Linked DNA regions of Homo sapiens: region 2 is linked to region 1. A link is a loop called in an ENCODE intact Hi-C map of the cell type or tissue named here. Cell type or tissue: heart right ventricle. All regions are shown on one strand. Each heading gives the region's core, and the rest is flanking DNA. Links, peaks and the distances in the headings are about the cores only.

Region 1 (8,207 bases), core at 1,915-6,914:
TCTTTTTTGGGATAATTATTCATTTATCTACTTATTCATTCACTCATTTATCCATTAATTCATTTGTGTAATCAATCAGTTTAGGAGTGCTTTTAAGGTAGATGTGGCACAATGTGCTGAAGCCTGAAGATGTAAAAGCATTTAAGATCCCCTGTCTCCACACCATCTTCCCTGCCTCGTACTGGGAATCCCACAGTGAACAGAAGAAGGAGTAGGGTGCTAAGAGCAAGAGTATAAGATCAAATGGAGGGGCAGTATTTCTGTCCATGACTTGGATGTTGGCTAAGGGAAGAGTGTTGGGTAAAGAGAATCCCCTGGGCTTCTCCCAGAACAGAGCCAAGTTCTCACCCACTGTGACCTTGGGCTATGCATAGCAAGTGCTAGGGTTTTGAGATAACACCTAATCAGAGTTCAGTAGGAGTCTTTGCCTTCTGCTGAATTTCATGCTAGGTGGGAAGCCAGACTCTTCTCCCAAGCCGTATGCACACATTGACTTAGAGAGCAGGGAAATGTCTCAATCATGGTCTGACACCCTTAAGTCACTGCTCCAGAGACATACTGGCCCTGCTCATTTTCTACCTCTGTGAGATGCAACAAGCCAGTGTGTCCTGATACATAGCAGAAAGCCCCACTGGCAGAGTTATGCTCAATAGGGCCGATCATAAATATGGTTTATGGAGTTAGTTCATTTACTGCCTCTGATGCTGGCCCCAGCTGCCACGAGTTTGACTGACAATTTCTGTTTATTTATTTCTCACTATATAATATCTGACTTCACATTATAAATTCTTCTGATTGGAATTTCACGCCATCTGCTCCAGTATTTAGTGATGGCATGCTAATCAGGGACTCAGTCTTTTTTTTGGGATGAGCTGGACTCTGAGCTCTTGGTTGTGCCTGTGAGGGTGAGGCTAGGGCCCTGTCACCCCTAGAGAGGGATATTTTACTGTTGTAAAAATCCTCTTGTGCCTTTTGATAGACAGTCCTCTATATATTAGAGATATGATGGTCACCTATGATGGATAACTTGTGATTCAGAACCAGCAGAAGTAATCGGCAAAGAGCAACTCAGAGTCAAAGTGGTGTGTGACTATTTAGAAGAGGGCTGGAGGGGAGAGTATGGCACACCAGTTTTTGCCTAGATAGATGATGGCTACCATGTCCTTTTCCTTATTACTTCTGTTCTAGTCCGTAGGTGAAGCAAAATGACCACTTAGTCAAAGGTTGGACAAAAGACCCCAGGAGAGTTCTGAAGGTGTTTTTTCTCACCCTATAAATGTAGGGCCTTTCATCCAGGAATGATTGGATTGATCATAAAATGTTTTGAGAAAAACGGTGATTTTTAAAAACACTGGATGTATATTGCTCACAGGAATTTTACATTTTCTCTAGAGAAATGAGGTGATAATATTGTTTGTGATTTTTTTTTTCCAGTGCCATCAACCACTGTTAAGACCCCCCTCTGTCTCACTCTGAGTCAGCTTTGTCTGCACCAACTCCTATAGTCCAGTACTGCAGGACTGATATGGCCCAGCCTCTGGCTTTACCTGCTCTGGCCCCTTATCAGTCCTAGAGGAAGAAAATGACATTCATTAAGCACCTCCCATGCACCAGTTGGGCAGGTCAATAAACCTTCATCATAACCACTCCTCATGAGTTACATATTTTTGTCTTTACTTTGCCAGGTGAGAAAACTGGGGTTTGGAGAACCTAAGTCTTAGAAAGATTAACTTCCTTCCCAAAGGACACAAAGCAAGTTTGAGTCAGGGACAAAATTTAACCTTATGTCTCTCTGACCACAAGCAAATTTTGTTTCTACTTGGTATTCCCTGTGAGAATGTTTAAAGGAAAGGTGTTTAAAGAAGGTGATGACTTCTACAGCATCACCTTATTCCCCAAACCACTAGGAAAAAATATAACTCTCATTATCCCAACATCCTCCTCATCCACTGGGGACCTTGGGCAAGTCAGTTAGCTTCTGTGCGTCTCAGTTTTCTCATTTATAAAAAAGATTGTCATACCTACAGCCTGTTGTTATAGTACCAGGTCATGTGAAGACATGCACTAAGTGTTTAGTGCAGGGTCTTGCACTTGATAGTCCCTGAGTAAATGGTAATAATCATTTGCCATCATCATCACCATCACCATCATTATTATCATTACCAGTTGTCTTCATCCTCCTCCTCGTCATCATCATGTCATCATCAATATTATAATCATCATGATTCTTTTATCTTCTTGAGAGTGGCCTATCCTTTTACTGAGAATTAAATGTGTCCCTGATGGGGTTCTGGGAGGCTTTTTCTGAATGAAACAGAACTGGTGAGCCAATGAGAGCACTAAGATTACATTATTGATTTGTGTCTCCCAAGGCCAAGCCCTATTAAGATTCGTTAAATCAAACAATAAAAATCCCAGCTTCCACACTTTTCCAATCATGGATCAAATTCAATCCATCTCTCCCCAGCTTCCCCCAGCCTGGTCATGGTTATTTGTCTCTAACTGTCACACAAGGAGAAGGTCATTAACAGCCACTAAATAGATCCAGGAATAATAGCAGCCCACTGAGCTTTAAAACTAGAATACATTTCACAAAAGTAAAAATTTGTCCTGCTGTTAATATTTGAGCAATAGAAAGAGACATTGAAGAGTGGCATCTGCCATTTTAGGGTCATCTGCTCGTTGCTTAGGTGGACTTTATTAATCCCATTTTCCAATTGAGAAAACTGAACTTCAAAGAGGTTAATTGACTCGTCTAATGACACCAGCTCATAAATGGCAGAGGTGAAATATGAACCTAGGTTCATCTGACTCCGAAGCCCATGCTATTTTGACAATGTTCTGCTGCTTTTGTAAACTCACAAGGACTTACAGATACATATACAACGACACATGTTCATATACACATTATAGTTTCTCCGAAGACTTCTCAGGGCAGTCGGGTCAGGGTTAGTTAGATGAACTTGCAAAGCAAGAGACTCCAAGGCCAGGGCCACCATTCCCCTCCCGTGTGGTGTCTTTATAGGCCAGAAACAGAAACTTTTCCCCAAGCCTGGAGTCATGGTCATTATGCCCTGAGACCTTGAGAGCAAGGATAAAGAGTCTGGAAAGTATGATTTCCATCTTATTCCTATCCCTTGGCAAATGTCTTACACCATTCACTTTACTGATCTTAAGATAAGAGCATAGCAAGATGATATTCTGTACTACTAACCTGAATGGACGAATGGACAGCAGACAACCCACATTGGGTGTATTTGAACTATGGCCACTCTTTACCAATAAAACAAGACAAAATAGCAAAGCCTTTCATTTCACACCATGAAGGGCATACTCATTACCAGGGGATGCTCTAATCCAATGCCCACATCAAATTCTCTGGCCCTGGAGGTGGAAGTTGGCCTTCTCTCACACTTTTATCTTGGCACTGTGTTTGGAGGACATGTTAATATGAGGCATAAAAGAAGGCAAGCAAAATACATACTTGCAATTAAAAAAAATGACAGGATGCTGCTTTTCCCAGGAAGTGTCAAGGATTCGTTTAAAAAAAAAGGTGAACAGGGCAATGTCAACAACAAACAAACGAAAACAGATGAAACAGTAAGAGTCAGTGAAAGACAAGGTTGCCCCCCAAATAAATTTAACTTTGCAATAATTTGAGGTTAGAATAGATGAGGAAATTGCTTGCATTCACACAGCGGTTCAAAAAATTACCATTTTACTACTAATAATAGTTCCAGGGATAATAATAGAAGTATTATCATTATGTTATTATGACTATATTAACATTAAAACTCTACCGTCTATTGACTAAGACAGACATTATTATGCTCATTTTAAAGACAAAGTCACTAAAGCTTAAGGAGATTAAAAGAATTGCCCAAATCTACTCAGCTACTAAGGTGGAGTCTCTCAATCTTGGCATTATTGACACTTAGCATAAGATAATTCTTTGTTCTGGGAAGCTGTCCTGTGAGTACGTGGTTTGGCACCAGACTGTGCCATTGTAAAATGGCACAGCATCCCTGGCCTGTACCCCCTAGATGTCAGTAGCACCTGCCAGTCATGATGATTAAAATGTCACTGGACATTGTCAAAATTGGCCCCAGTTGAGTTGAGAACCACTGCTGTTAAGAGATGGAGTTGGGTTTCATGCCCAGGTCTACAGACTTTCTAATCCAAGGTCATTATGCTGCTTAAAGGAGTCATAAACTAAGACAGAATTTATGCACAAAAATAGTGCGATTAAGCACAGGTAAGGAATCTCCCTCTAAAAAGAGAAAGAATCTGAAAACAACTTACTAGCAGGAAAAAAGTAAGGGCTGGGGTATAACTTTATGTTATAAACTCTCAGAGTGGTGGTTATAAAACTATAAATTCTGGCGGAGTTGCTATGGTCTCTGTCCCTCCCCTCAGCCCTTAGAAGTAATGCTGGAGAAAGAATGTCAATTGGAAAAAAAATGCTGAGATTCGCAGAGAAGTGGCTTGAGGGAGCTCAGGAAAGCTGTGGGCAAATCCTCTAGTGCAGAGGGCCCTGCTGACTTTGTGAGGCTCTCATCAAAGGCAGCAATGTTGGTTAGAGCTCCCCTCGGTCTCATGGCTCCAATCTGTCTGGGGACAGATCCAAGCACACCTCTAGCATATCCAGTTCATGGCTGGGATATCAGCCAAACAGTCCGTCAAAGGACATTTGCATCAAGCCAAGTCCTCCAGAATTCCGGCCCCCACTGGGCTGTCCCTCTTTCCTTCCCAGATTTTCTCAGACCACAGAAAAACTGATAGCACACAATACTCAACCCTCAAACTTCTGCTGAGACATAAATGTTTCAGTTAAGGTGGGAAGAATGTCAAAGAGAATTCACCCACTATGGATCAGGATAAATAGAAAATATGGATCCAATTGCTCATGTTAAGAAAGAGCTAGTAAAAGAAATGTAATAATGAATATATATATCATATTATATATAATTTTGTTATATATAATATAGATTATACAATAAAGAGAAATGGAGAAATGATGGATAAATAGATAGTTGGGTGGAAGGAAGGAATAGAGCATTCAAAACATATTTACAGAACAGAATCTGGAATAGAAAACAAGAAGGAAATCCTCCTGAGTCCTTGAAGGTATAGAACAAAATAACGATAGAAATTTAATAAAATGAGCTTTATAATCAGGTTATAACCAGCCGACTGAGAAAGAAAAAAATCACAAGAAATTAAGAAAGCAAATTAAAGACCAATGACAGTATCCTTTCCTGACTAACAAATAAATAAAAAACAGCAAAAAAAATAAGAGACATGGTCAAAAATGAAATTACTGACTCAGAGAAGGAGCTTGAAGAGCTTACCATGCACACAAAGAAAAGGAGTTTAAATCAGCTACAGATAGGAGAATGGATATAGGTGCCACAGGTAATTCAACCCAGGTTAATTGATGTCCTTTAAGAAGATAATCCAACAAATGGAATGGAGGTAGTATTTGAAAATGCAATAGAAGAAAATTATCCTCAAATTTCAGAAGAACTGAATTTACATATGCAAAGATTAAAGTGTATTCCAGAGGAACACAAAGACATTTTCTGCCTAAGTTATTAAATTGTGTATAATAAAGAAAGAATTTGAGGCAGCCGGTCTCCCTCCCAGGGTAAAAATTAGTCTGGTTTTGTATTTTTTCACAGCAAAATCAATGGATAGGGACAATGAGACTGTCTACAGTGATCAATGGGAAAGAAAATATGCCACAAGGATATCATAAGCAGCTTTGCTGAAATTCAAATTCATGTCACCATCAAGTTGCCTAATAGACTCTACTTAGAAACTCTTTGAAATGAGATCTGTTAATCCCAAAGTTAAACCTATAACTATCATTAAAAATGGACATGCGAGGCTGGCCGTGGTGGCTCATACCTGTAATCCCAGCACTTTGGGAGGTTGAGGAGGGTGGATCGCCCGAGGTCAGGAGTTTGAGACTAGCTCGGCCAACATGGCAAAACCCTGTCTCTACTAAAAGTATAAAAATTAGCAGGGCATGATGACCCAATCCCAGCTTCTCAGGAGGCTGAGGCAGGAGAATCACTTGAGCCCAGGAGGTGGAGGTTGCAGTGAGCAGGCCATTGCACTCTAGCATGGGCAAAAAGAGTGAAACTCCATCTAAAAAAAAAAAAAAAAAAGGACTTGCCACTTAAACCCCTGTGTTAGAAGACTGTTAAACAATTGCTACTGGATTTACAAGCAAACAAACAAAAAATGCATGCCTTGAGAATTTTATAAGTCCAGGCAAATTGGATACAAAGTTAAAGGACAGACAGGGTCACTGTGTGACCCCTTCTCTCTCCGCCTCTTCCCACTGCCCCCACCAAAACCATGAAAACAGCTCCAAGATAGGAGAACATGTGGGGATTAGTCATAAATACTTTTAAATATTGAATACAATCCAAGTCATGGTTATTTAGATTATTTTAGAAATAATGGTTTAAAATCAAAAGAATATGAAAATTGACAATATAAAATTATACTGTAATTAACAAAAATCGGTAAGAGACAACATAAACATTTCTTCATTTCTCCTAGCAGGGTGTTAGTTAATAGTATCTAAGGCGAAACAAGTAATTTGAAAGTGACTCCATATTTTCTTTATCTATTCATCCATTGATGTCTTGGCTAATGTGAAAAGTGTTGTAATTATAGTGCAGATATCTTTTCCACATGCTGATTTCAATTCATTTGTAGATATATCCAGAAATGGATTTGCTGGATCATATGATAATTATATTTGCCTTTTGAGGGACTGCATACTTTCTCTACAATGTCTGCACTAATTTACCTTCCCACCAATAGTGTAGAAGGATTCCACTTCCTCCACATCCTCACCAATGCTTATTTTCTGTTGCCTCTGTGATAATAGCCATTTTCACAGGTGTGAGATGATGTCTCATTGTGATTTCAATTTGCTTTCCCCGATAATTAGTGATGTTGAGCATTTAAAAAATAAACCTATTGGTTTATTTCTGTGCCTAAGCTAGGCACAGAAAGAGAGATATCCCATGATCTCACTTATATTTGAAATCTAAAAATGTCAGACTCGTAGGAGTAGAGAGTAGAATGACGGTGACCAGAAGCTGAGGTAGGGGATGGGGTGGGCAATGGAGAGAAGTTGACCAAAGGGCACAGAGTTCCATTTAGACAAAGGAATAAGTTTTCAAGATCTATTGCACAGCAAGGTGACCCTAGTTAATAATACTGTGTTAAATATTTCAAAATTGCTAAAAAAGGGTTTAAATGTTTTCATTACAAAAAATAAGCATTTGAGGTGATGAATATGTTAATTAGCTTGATGTAATCATCCCACAATGTATACATATGGCAAAATATCACAATAAACCCTATAAATGTACGTAATTATTATTTGGCAATTAAAATTTAATAAATTTTAAAAAGACACAGGAGACATATAAAACTGACTCTGACATTTTCATGTTTTACATAATCTTTTATATCAACAATGTATTAACTTTTAGGCATTATTGTGCAATACTTTTTATGTCTCTGATTTGGAGACATAGAGAGATGCAACTGAAACATAAAATGTGTGTGGCCTTTGGAGTTTTACAGATCTGGATGCACCTTGCATCTGACACTTGACTAGAGGTTCATTAGACAAGGTCCCAAAATCTAAGTCTAAAGTTTCCTTATCTGTAACAAGGGAATAACCACACCTACTTAGCAGGGTTGCTTTGAGTTTGTGATGTCATGTCCAACACCGTGCCTAGCATTGGTCAGAGTTTTTTTTGTTTTTTTTTTTTGAGACGGAGTCTCGCTCTGTCACCCAGGCTGGAGTGCAGTGGCAAGATCTCGGCTCACTGCAAGCTCCACCTCCTGGGTTCACGCCATTCTCCTGCCTCAGCCTCCGAGTAGCTGGGACTACAGGTGCCCGCCACCACAGCCGGCTAATTTTTTTGAATTTTTTAGTAGAGACAAGATTTCACCGTGTTAGCCAGGATGGTCTCGATCTCCTGACCTCGTGATCCACCCAAAGTGCTGGTCCCAGGTATTTCCGCTTGGTGAGAGCTTCCAGAAGCAGCATGCAGAACAAAAACAAGCATAGCCTGTTAGACTGATGGAGACAGGGGCAGCTTTCAGGGGCTGGGCAAGGGGCCCAGTTCCGCCCCAGCAGCTGGTGTGAGGTGCAGAGCCAGTGCTGAGCA
Region 2 (8,207 bases), core at 1,978-6,977, 98 kb before region 1:
TATTTCAGAGAAAAAAAGCATACACACACACACACACACACACACACACACACACACACACACACACACACACTGAAAAGGTCTGGCAGGAGCAGAGCAGCTGCAGAAGGCAGCAAAGAACAGGCTGGCAATGGAGGTCGATAACCCGCACGGAGGAGGGGCAGATGGGCAAGGGGGCTAGAAAGAACTCGTTCCCAGGGAAAGCAGAGAAAGTGGAGTGGTCTATTCCCAAGGAGGCCACAGCCTGCAGACAATGTGTAGATGTCACCATATGAAGCAGCAATCTCTTCTGAAAAAGCAGAGAGGAAATGTCCGCCAGGCTGATAAGAAAGGGGAGTTGGGGTCCTTCTGCAGAGCATAGAAGGATGGCTCCTTTTGGGGCTCCTGAGTGTGTTTGATGTGGGTTCCTGAGGCTGATGCCCCAGAGACCTCACCTTGGTTCTTCTGGGGCCACCCAAAGAGGTCCAGGCCTATCAATAAGAGGTGGCCATTCATTAGCTGCACAGGTCTAGTGATATTCAGTGAAGATTTCTCCCTTCTCTATTTTCCACTGACCGTCAGTCCCAGAAACCACTTGACCTCCAATGTCTGGGATCTTCCCAGAGACTAGTAAGAACAAATAACATTGACATCATTGAAACCTCACACTTCTCTATGTGACTCAGTTTCTGTCAGTACCAGGAAAACGATAAAGAATCGTCTTCTGGTCCAAAGCACCATCCATGTAAGTGTTTGCTGATGACTTTAGCTAGTGCCCGAGAGGCAGCAAACTCGGAGCTTGGTGAACACACATGGACCTGATCCAAGACCCCCAAGCCAGGGGAGGGATTCCAGGGGTCAGATAGGGGCGCTTGTAATTCCACCAGTTCTTTTTCTTTGGTTTTCTTTTGTTGTTTTCTATAGAATTGTAGGGTGGGAGAGGTTCAGGAGACAGGCCAGAAAACCACCGGCCAGTGCGTTTAACATCTGGTGTGGGGGAAACTCTTGGAAGTCAGCTCAGAGGATGTGGTGGGAAAACACCTGGCAGAGTGAGTGGGCTTCGACAGGGGGAAGCATGGATCCAGGATCGCGGAGGCCTTGCGGAACGAATCTGCTGGCTGCGCTGAGCTGTGGCTGCCCACGCGGAGGGCCGGCGTGGCTGGGACTCGCAGGCCCTGGCCTCCGACCTTGTTCCCCATCAGATACAGGGTGAGGGCCAGAGCGAGAGGCTTAGAGGGGGCGGCGGGGGTAGGGCAGGAAAGGCGGGGGTGCCTGGCAGAAGCCCTGGCTCCGGGAGTGGGAGTGGGGAATGGGAACATATACCTTGAAAGGGGCCCAGCGTGACCTCTCGGGACTCCCGGACAGTCTCCTCAGTCTGCGGAGGGTGGGCTTCAGAGACTTCCAAAAGAGTCTGATGGAAACGGTGTCCAAATGCAGAGGTCACGCGGAAGGAGATGGTGCCGGGAATAATGGAGTGCGCACAGGGTGAGCCGGCGGCCAAGATAACTTTGTGTCACCAAGGGCTCCAGAGGAAGCCTGTGGGAGCTGGGCTGAGTTACGGAGGGACGGGGAGCTGTCTGTCCCCGGGGCAGGGAGAGGAGGTGGGGGTTCGCAGAGAGGCTGATCACCAGCGCTCCACTGCACACCTGAGGGAAGACAGGAAGCCCCAATGGGGCAACCAGAGCAGCCCAACAGAGCTTCCCTGCTGTGCAAGGGCAAGAGCCCTTTCATGGGGGGCACGTGTGTGTCCTAGGAGCTCACGACTAGACTGGATTTTAAGCACGTTAGGAAGAAGAGGAAAGAGGAGTCTTTCTTTTCTTTCTTTCTTTCCTTCCTTCTTTTCTTTCTCTTTCTTTCTTTTTCTTTTCTTTTCTTTCTCTTTTCTTTTCTTCTTTCTTTCTTTCCTTTCTTCTTTCTTTCTCCTTCTTTTCTTTCTTCTTTCTTTCTCCTTCTTTTCTTTTCTTTTCTTTCTTTTGAAATGGAATCTTGCTCTGTTGCCCAGCCTGGAGTGCGGTGGCGCCATCTCGGCTGACTGCAACCTCTGCCTCCCAAGTTCAAGCGATTCTCCCACCTCAGCTTCCCGAGTAGCTAGGATTACAGGTGCGTGCCATCACGCCTGGCTAATTTTTGTTTTTTTAGTGGAAACTTGCTTTCACTATATTGGCCAGGCTGGTCTCAAACTCCTGACCTCAGGTGATCTATCTGCCTCAGCCTCCCAAAGTGCTGGGATTACAGGTGTGAGCCACCACACCCGGCCAAGTCTTTCTTGAAGAAAGACCCTTAGGGTTAAGGACCCCACATGGGGATTCTAGTTTCTACATTTCCGTGGACTTCGGGCCTGCCTTCCATTTCCTTCAGAAGCAGGGCATCACCTTCTCTCTGGTGTCTGAGCCTTCTGCTTTAAGCAAGAGTAAAGTTAGGCTTTTCCACAGAAAGGCCTCCCAAGTCTCTGTGGAAGGACTCACTGGGTGACCTGTTCATTTCCTAGGGTCCTTTGTGCATTAACTAAAATCCTTTCCATCAGTAAGTTCATTGCTGGGGGAAAGAATGAGGGTAAGCAGACTTCTTCAGGCCAGCAAGCTTTTCTTCTGGAACCTGGTGAATGTAGGAAGTCTAAGGGCTCGGCCCATGTCCACAAATGAACTGGAATTTTATGCCTTAGTATAACTAAATCCTATCACATAAAAATTGAATGCTGGTCTTTGCCAACACCACTTACTCTCTCTAGTCAGGCAGCAAGGTTGTTTTGAACTGGTTTCCTCTGAGCTGCCCAGGAGGTGAGCTTATGTAGGGGGCAACAAAATAAGCAGAGATGGTCCTAGGACACCTATTTTTGCATAAGGAATAGACATTCTGAGGAGAGAAAGAGAAGATCAGGAAATGATCTTACGGATAACACAGGATTATTTCCCGTGTTGGGGATTGGGTTGATTTCTACTAGTGGAAGTGGGGACGGGTACCCCAGATGGAGGAAAGCTAGGACACAGATGCACAGCACGAGCTCACATGGTTGCTCAGAGGACAGTGGATGGCCAGCCTGTCCATCTGTTGGATCTATTTAATGCATTTATGAGGATAAAGCCTGGGGATTTGGGCCAGGTTATCAGAATTCTCAAATATCAGACTAAAAACTGTCCTGAAGACATGGATACTCTATGTTAAGGCCTATTGAGCACCTACTGTGTGCCTCCCAACTGTTTTAAACACTTAATCTCTTCATTTAAAGATATCAAAACTCCATGCAGTAAGCACTTTAATAATAACCGTAACAATAATAAGGGAGAATCCTTGCAGGTTTGAGCAGAGAGCAGGTGAGAGGAAGAAATTGGCATATTCCTTCCCGAACTTTTATGGGCATTAGCTCCTTCGACACGCTCCAAATGTACGACTGTACACATGATTTCACTGAATCCTCATGGCAAGTCAATGAGGTGGATATTTTCTTAATTTCGCTCATGAAAACAACATTTGAGACTGGTTTAGTAAATTGCCAAATGCGGCCTCTGAGGATGTGTCCTTGAGTGTGAATTTATACCCAGTTCTGTCTCATTCCAAAGCCATGTTCTTTCTCAGTCCCCTTACTCTGATCCTGGTGTTTGCTCCCAAGGTCCCCTTCCTGTCCTTTCTTCTTTTCTTCGTGTCTGTTGTATTTTGGGGGGTGCTGCTGCCTCTCTTTTATAGACCAAATGATGCTCTTTCTCCTTATTCTGCCTGAAGCAGCTCAGTTTTATCTTGGACCCATGGTTGTAGGTAGCTGTCAAGGTCAATGGTGTGTCCTGCAAATGGGTGACTGGGATCCTCTGGTCTCCCCTTCTACGGTTCACCCTGTGGTCCTCACAGGTGTTTCTCTTCCTGACCTCAAGACTTTCATCATGGAGCTGCATCTCATGGCTCCAGTGCCCTGCAACCTATGTCTTGGCCCAGAATTCTGGTGCTGGAAGGGACAGCCTTTAGCACATTGTGCTCTGCGTGTTCTGGTGAGAACATGACATCACAGGGACGGCTTGGGGGACAGAGCCAGATGCCAGGAATGAGAGGCCAAGGCAGCATTCCTGGGTAGTAGCTGGAAAGGAAGGGCCTCTGGGGAGATTGAGAGGTGGGATGTGACCCTCATATGGGCACTTTGAAGAGGGTTTGTCACTGTCAGGCCAGAAGAGGCAGAGGAAGGAGGGGGCCCAGCAAGTTGTCAGAGGGACACATTCTCAGTCGGAGCCTGAGATTCATCTTTCAGCACCTAACTTCACAATTCCAGATGGCTCTCCTTGGGGAGTTCTTTTTCTCTTTATTCTTGGCTCAAGCAGTCACTGCTTAATGAGAGCCAGAGGCACTCTTGCCACGGGAAAGGCCAACAGAATATAGAGACCAGGAAGTGGGTATGAAAGGGCAGGCGTACTGTGGTAGGGAGGCTGATGTTGGGAGCCTGGGTGTTGGTTGGTGTCTGAGCTCATGGCGGTGGAGCATGGTGGGGTAGCACTGGGGAGCAGGGACACTTCTGAACTTCAGCCTCAGCTTCTGAACTTCTTGTGTCAGGAAATGTGAACTGGAAATTGCCCCAGAACAGACAGTCCTCTGCTGATCCTCTCTCTTCACTGCTTCCAGAAACAGCAGGGTGTCTTATTTATATGTTCATCTTGGTGGGAACACAGTGTCTCGGTGTCCTAGACTGCTACCTCTAGCCTAAGGGTGCACACGTGCCCCAGAGTGGGACCTGCTGTTTGCTGAGCTTCTTCAGAGCTGACCACGGAGGCACTTTGTTTAGAAGTCTGGGGAGCCGGAGACTGAGGGTTAGGATGTGGGTCTCAGTACTTTCCTGGTTCAATACGATCTTGGTTCCTCGGGCCATTCTCGGAGCCAGGACATAAATAAGTCTGTTCTTAGGAACTTCCTGGCTCTTTTCCCATTCTCACTCATCTTTCCTTTCTTTTTGCCACTCCCCCAGATTCCCTTCTTCCTCCCTCTTTGCAGTGTTTTCCCTGCTAAAGTCTCTAGCAGTGCTTCAGGGGGAGTTTTAATTTATTTGCCCATTCATCATATAGTTAGTGGGTACCTACTTGGTCTCAGGCCCTGTGCTAGGCCCAGCCTACGAACTTGAGCAACACATGCCTTTTGACTTTTGGCCTTTTGACTTGTGCAACTGCCAGCACCCTTCAAAGCCTCTTTGTAAAAATGTCAAACTCTGAAAAGAATGTGTGAGGGAAGCCCTAATCCAGAGAAGGCCTAGGGACGAGGCATGGACTGGCCAGCAGAAAGATCCAGGTTCTTATTCTTAGGTAAAAAATCCTGAGCCAACCTGGTCCCAGGGCAGCAACAGGAACAATCAGGGCTGGTGGTCATTCAACCTGGAATCCATTCCCAAGTCATTGTTACCCCATTTGACTAATCATTTTTATTTTTTATTTTATTTATTTATTTTTGAGACAGAGTCTTGCTCTGTCGCCCAGGCTGGAGTGCAGTGGCGCAATATCAGCTCACCACAATCTCCGCCTCCCAGGTTCAAGCGATTCTCCTGCTTCAGCTTCCCAAGTAGCTGGGATTATAAGCACATGGCACTGAGTGCGGATAATTTTTGTATTTTTAGCAGAGATGGGGTTTCGCCATGTTGGCCAGGCTGGTCTTGAACTCCTGACCTCAAGTGATCCACCCACCTCGGCCTCCCAAAGTGCTGGGATTACAGGCGTGAGCCACCGCACCTGGCCTTGATTACTAATTTTTAAATTCTAGACCTCTAAAAAAATTCTGCAGAGTTTTTGTCTTAGATCTCCAGCCTTCAAAATGTCTTCTCTTAGAAAGGTCCTTTACAGGAAACCAGGAGATCCTCTTTTTTCTCCTAGTCTATAAATCATCCAGGGATGGCTCTGCAGGAGTGGTGGTTTGAATAGTTTAGCCATGCTCTACTCTTCTGTCCAGGTGGAGAACTGACTGGGTTGGCTGGAGACCCCTACAAAGGGCCTGTAGCTGGCCAGGGCACATGTTTGTCTGGCTATGCTCTTATGCAATACCTTATGCAATTAGCTCCTCTTGCTTGCCATTCATAGAAGGCGTGAGGTGAGACCCAGCCAGGAGGCCAGGAGAAAGTGTGAGGGCAGTTCTTTGAGGGCTGGCAGAAATTTATATCTTGAGCCCAGGCAGGGCCCTGCCCTCTTGGTGGTCTCCTTCCCCCTCAAAGGTTCAAAGCTGGCCCTCTTTCTCCCTCCTGCCACTTCAAACACCCAGAGTTGGAGCTCCCAGAATGTTATTCTTTTCCATTTAAAGACATTCCATTTCATGTGTAATTAAATATGTGGTATTGAATTAATGTTTTCTTCTGAGCCTTTTTGGCAGCCAGAGACCCTAGGGTCTGGTTAGTGCAGAGAAAACACACGCTTCTCACAGATCCTCCCTTCCTCTCCCTGTTTTCTCTTCCCCCTTCTCTCCTGCCAAGAATCTCCCTCCTCCCTCCTCCCTCCTGCGTGTAGTCACGCTCAGGACTCACCTTGTAATGGGTGAGCCTGAGGTCCTGGAAACTCTGTTTCTGGGTGGGGCAGCAAGGTCTTGGGTTTCTGCATTCTGGTGCTGGCTTTATCTTCAAATGTCATCCTGGTGGCTCACATTGAGCTTAGGTGGTGGCAATCAAGGGTAGGAAGAATAGGTTCCAGGATAAAGTGACACACTCTCTCTTTACAGATGTTATTGGTTTCTACCAAGTACTGATGCCAGTGCAGAAAGCAGAGCCTCTCTCTGAAGTAGGGGTTGCAGGGGTTGAAGGGGGCTGTCATGATTAAAGGATGTCAAGGTGGCACAGTCTGCTCAGCCCAGCCTTTAGAGTCCCACAGGACACCTCTAACAGCTAGGGGATCTTGGGCAAGTTACGTAACCACCTGGAGCTTCAGCCCCCTCATCTGTAGCACGGGGACAGCAACATATTGTGTTTAAGAGACTTGTAGGGCCGGGCACGGTGGCTGATGCCTGTAATCCTAGCACTTTGGGAGGCTGAGGCAGGTGAATTACCTGAGGTCGGGAGTTTGAGACCAGCCTGGCCAACATGGTGAAATGCCATCTCTACTAAAAGTACAAAAATTCACCAGGTGTGGTGGCACGCACCTGAAATCCCAGATACTCGGGAGTCTGAGGCAGAATTGCTTGAACTTGTGTGGCGGAGGTTGCAGTGAGCCCAGATTGCGCCATTGCACTCCAGCCTGGGCGATAGAGCGAGATTCCATCTCAAAAAAAAAAAAAAAAAAAAAAAAAGAACCCACGAAAGACAGAGCTGTAAAGGTATCATGTGCTCAGCCTGGTATCTGGCTCAGGATAAGTGCTCAATTGATGGCAGTTATTTTTATTATTAATAAGGGCACAGAGGGATAACAACGAGCTAAAGGAGCAGTGCAGAGCGAGATGGAATCCACAAGGGAAAGATCTGTGAGGTCTCAGTGATGAGGACAGGAACTAGTTAGGAACTGAGTATCAACATGAGCCAGGGAAGAGGGGAGGGCAGGATGGTTAGGAGCTGCCACCAGGGGCCAGCCCTCAGGGCTGCTGGTGGTGGCAGGGGACTGCTTCTGAGCCTCTTAAGTCAACACCTTCAGAGAAGGACTGTCTCAGTCCTGTCCACACACGTGGTCCCCAAGACAATAATTAGCCAAAGCACCGAGGTAGCAAACAAGTTTCTTTTAAGGCAATCTGAGTGTGACTGAGTGCACACACTCACCTTTGGGGACCGAATTTGCTGCTTGGCATACAGCAGGATAACTGTTATTTATAACCACCGACCCTGGGAAATCGGGTTTCTCTCTACTGATCAATGCCAATCTTGAGTTGGTGGCTGTCTCTGCCTTTTGATGTCTTTATTCCACTGTCTGACCAACCTCCTCCCGCAAACTGTTTTGGCCTCTGAAGGAGGAGGAGGTCAGGCATGGTGGTGGCAGCCGTAGACAGAGCTGGTGACCTCTGAGCCAGGGCCAGCTTACTCCTGGGCAAGCTCGTGCCATTTTATTTTAGGAGAAAATCATCATCCTTCTCCACATTTCTTTTCAAGCCACGATTTTATTTGCAAGATAGGTATTGAGCTCCTAGTTGAAATGAAAATTGGAAAGGAAAGAAAAACATCTGTTAAATGTCTAATATATTTTAGATATTTTATATCATCTTTATTATCTAAAAATTTTAAATCATCCTCTGAACAGTTCTGCCAAGTCAACATCCATGTTCCCATTCTACAGATAAGGAACTAGAGGTGTGGAGAGGATAGG

Evidence for each region. A loop is a pair of places that touch in the nucleus more often than their neighbours do. Peaks named below come from ENCODE experiments on the same cell type or tissue, not always from the same donor. Only the 100,000 strongest peaks of a DNase experiment are listed, where the experiment ranks them.
Region 2: it touches region 1 in a loop (2.3-fold over the local background); 2 of 110 quality-filtered maps call a loop at or near these places.

Annotation. Positions count from the first base shown.
Region 1 is chr15:87,847,540-87,855,746 of GRCh38, reverse strand. No RefSeq gene overlaps it. Among named protein-coding and RNA genes, the nearest start is that of MIR11181, 95 kb to the left of the region's middle. In heart right ventricle, for the core only: no CTCF peak of the experiment used is centred there; a DNase peak (open chromatin) is centred at 4,640; H3K27ac peaks cover 835 bases.
Region 2 is chr15:87,945,874-87,954,080 of GRCh38, reverse strand. All of the region lies in intron 14 of NTRK3 (neurotrophic receptor tyrosine kinase 3), which reads left to right. It overlaps MIR11181 (microRNA 11181), which reads left to right and starts at 7,813; the gene lies at 7,813-7,875. In heart right ventricle, for the core only: no CTCF peak of the experiment used is centred there; DNase peaks (open chromatin) are centred at 4,010, 4,390 and 4,539; H3K27ac peaks cover 977 bases.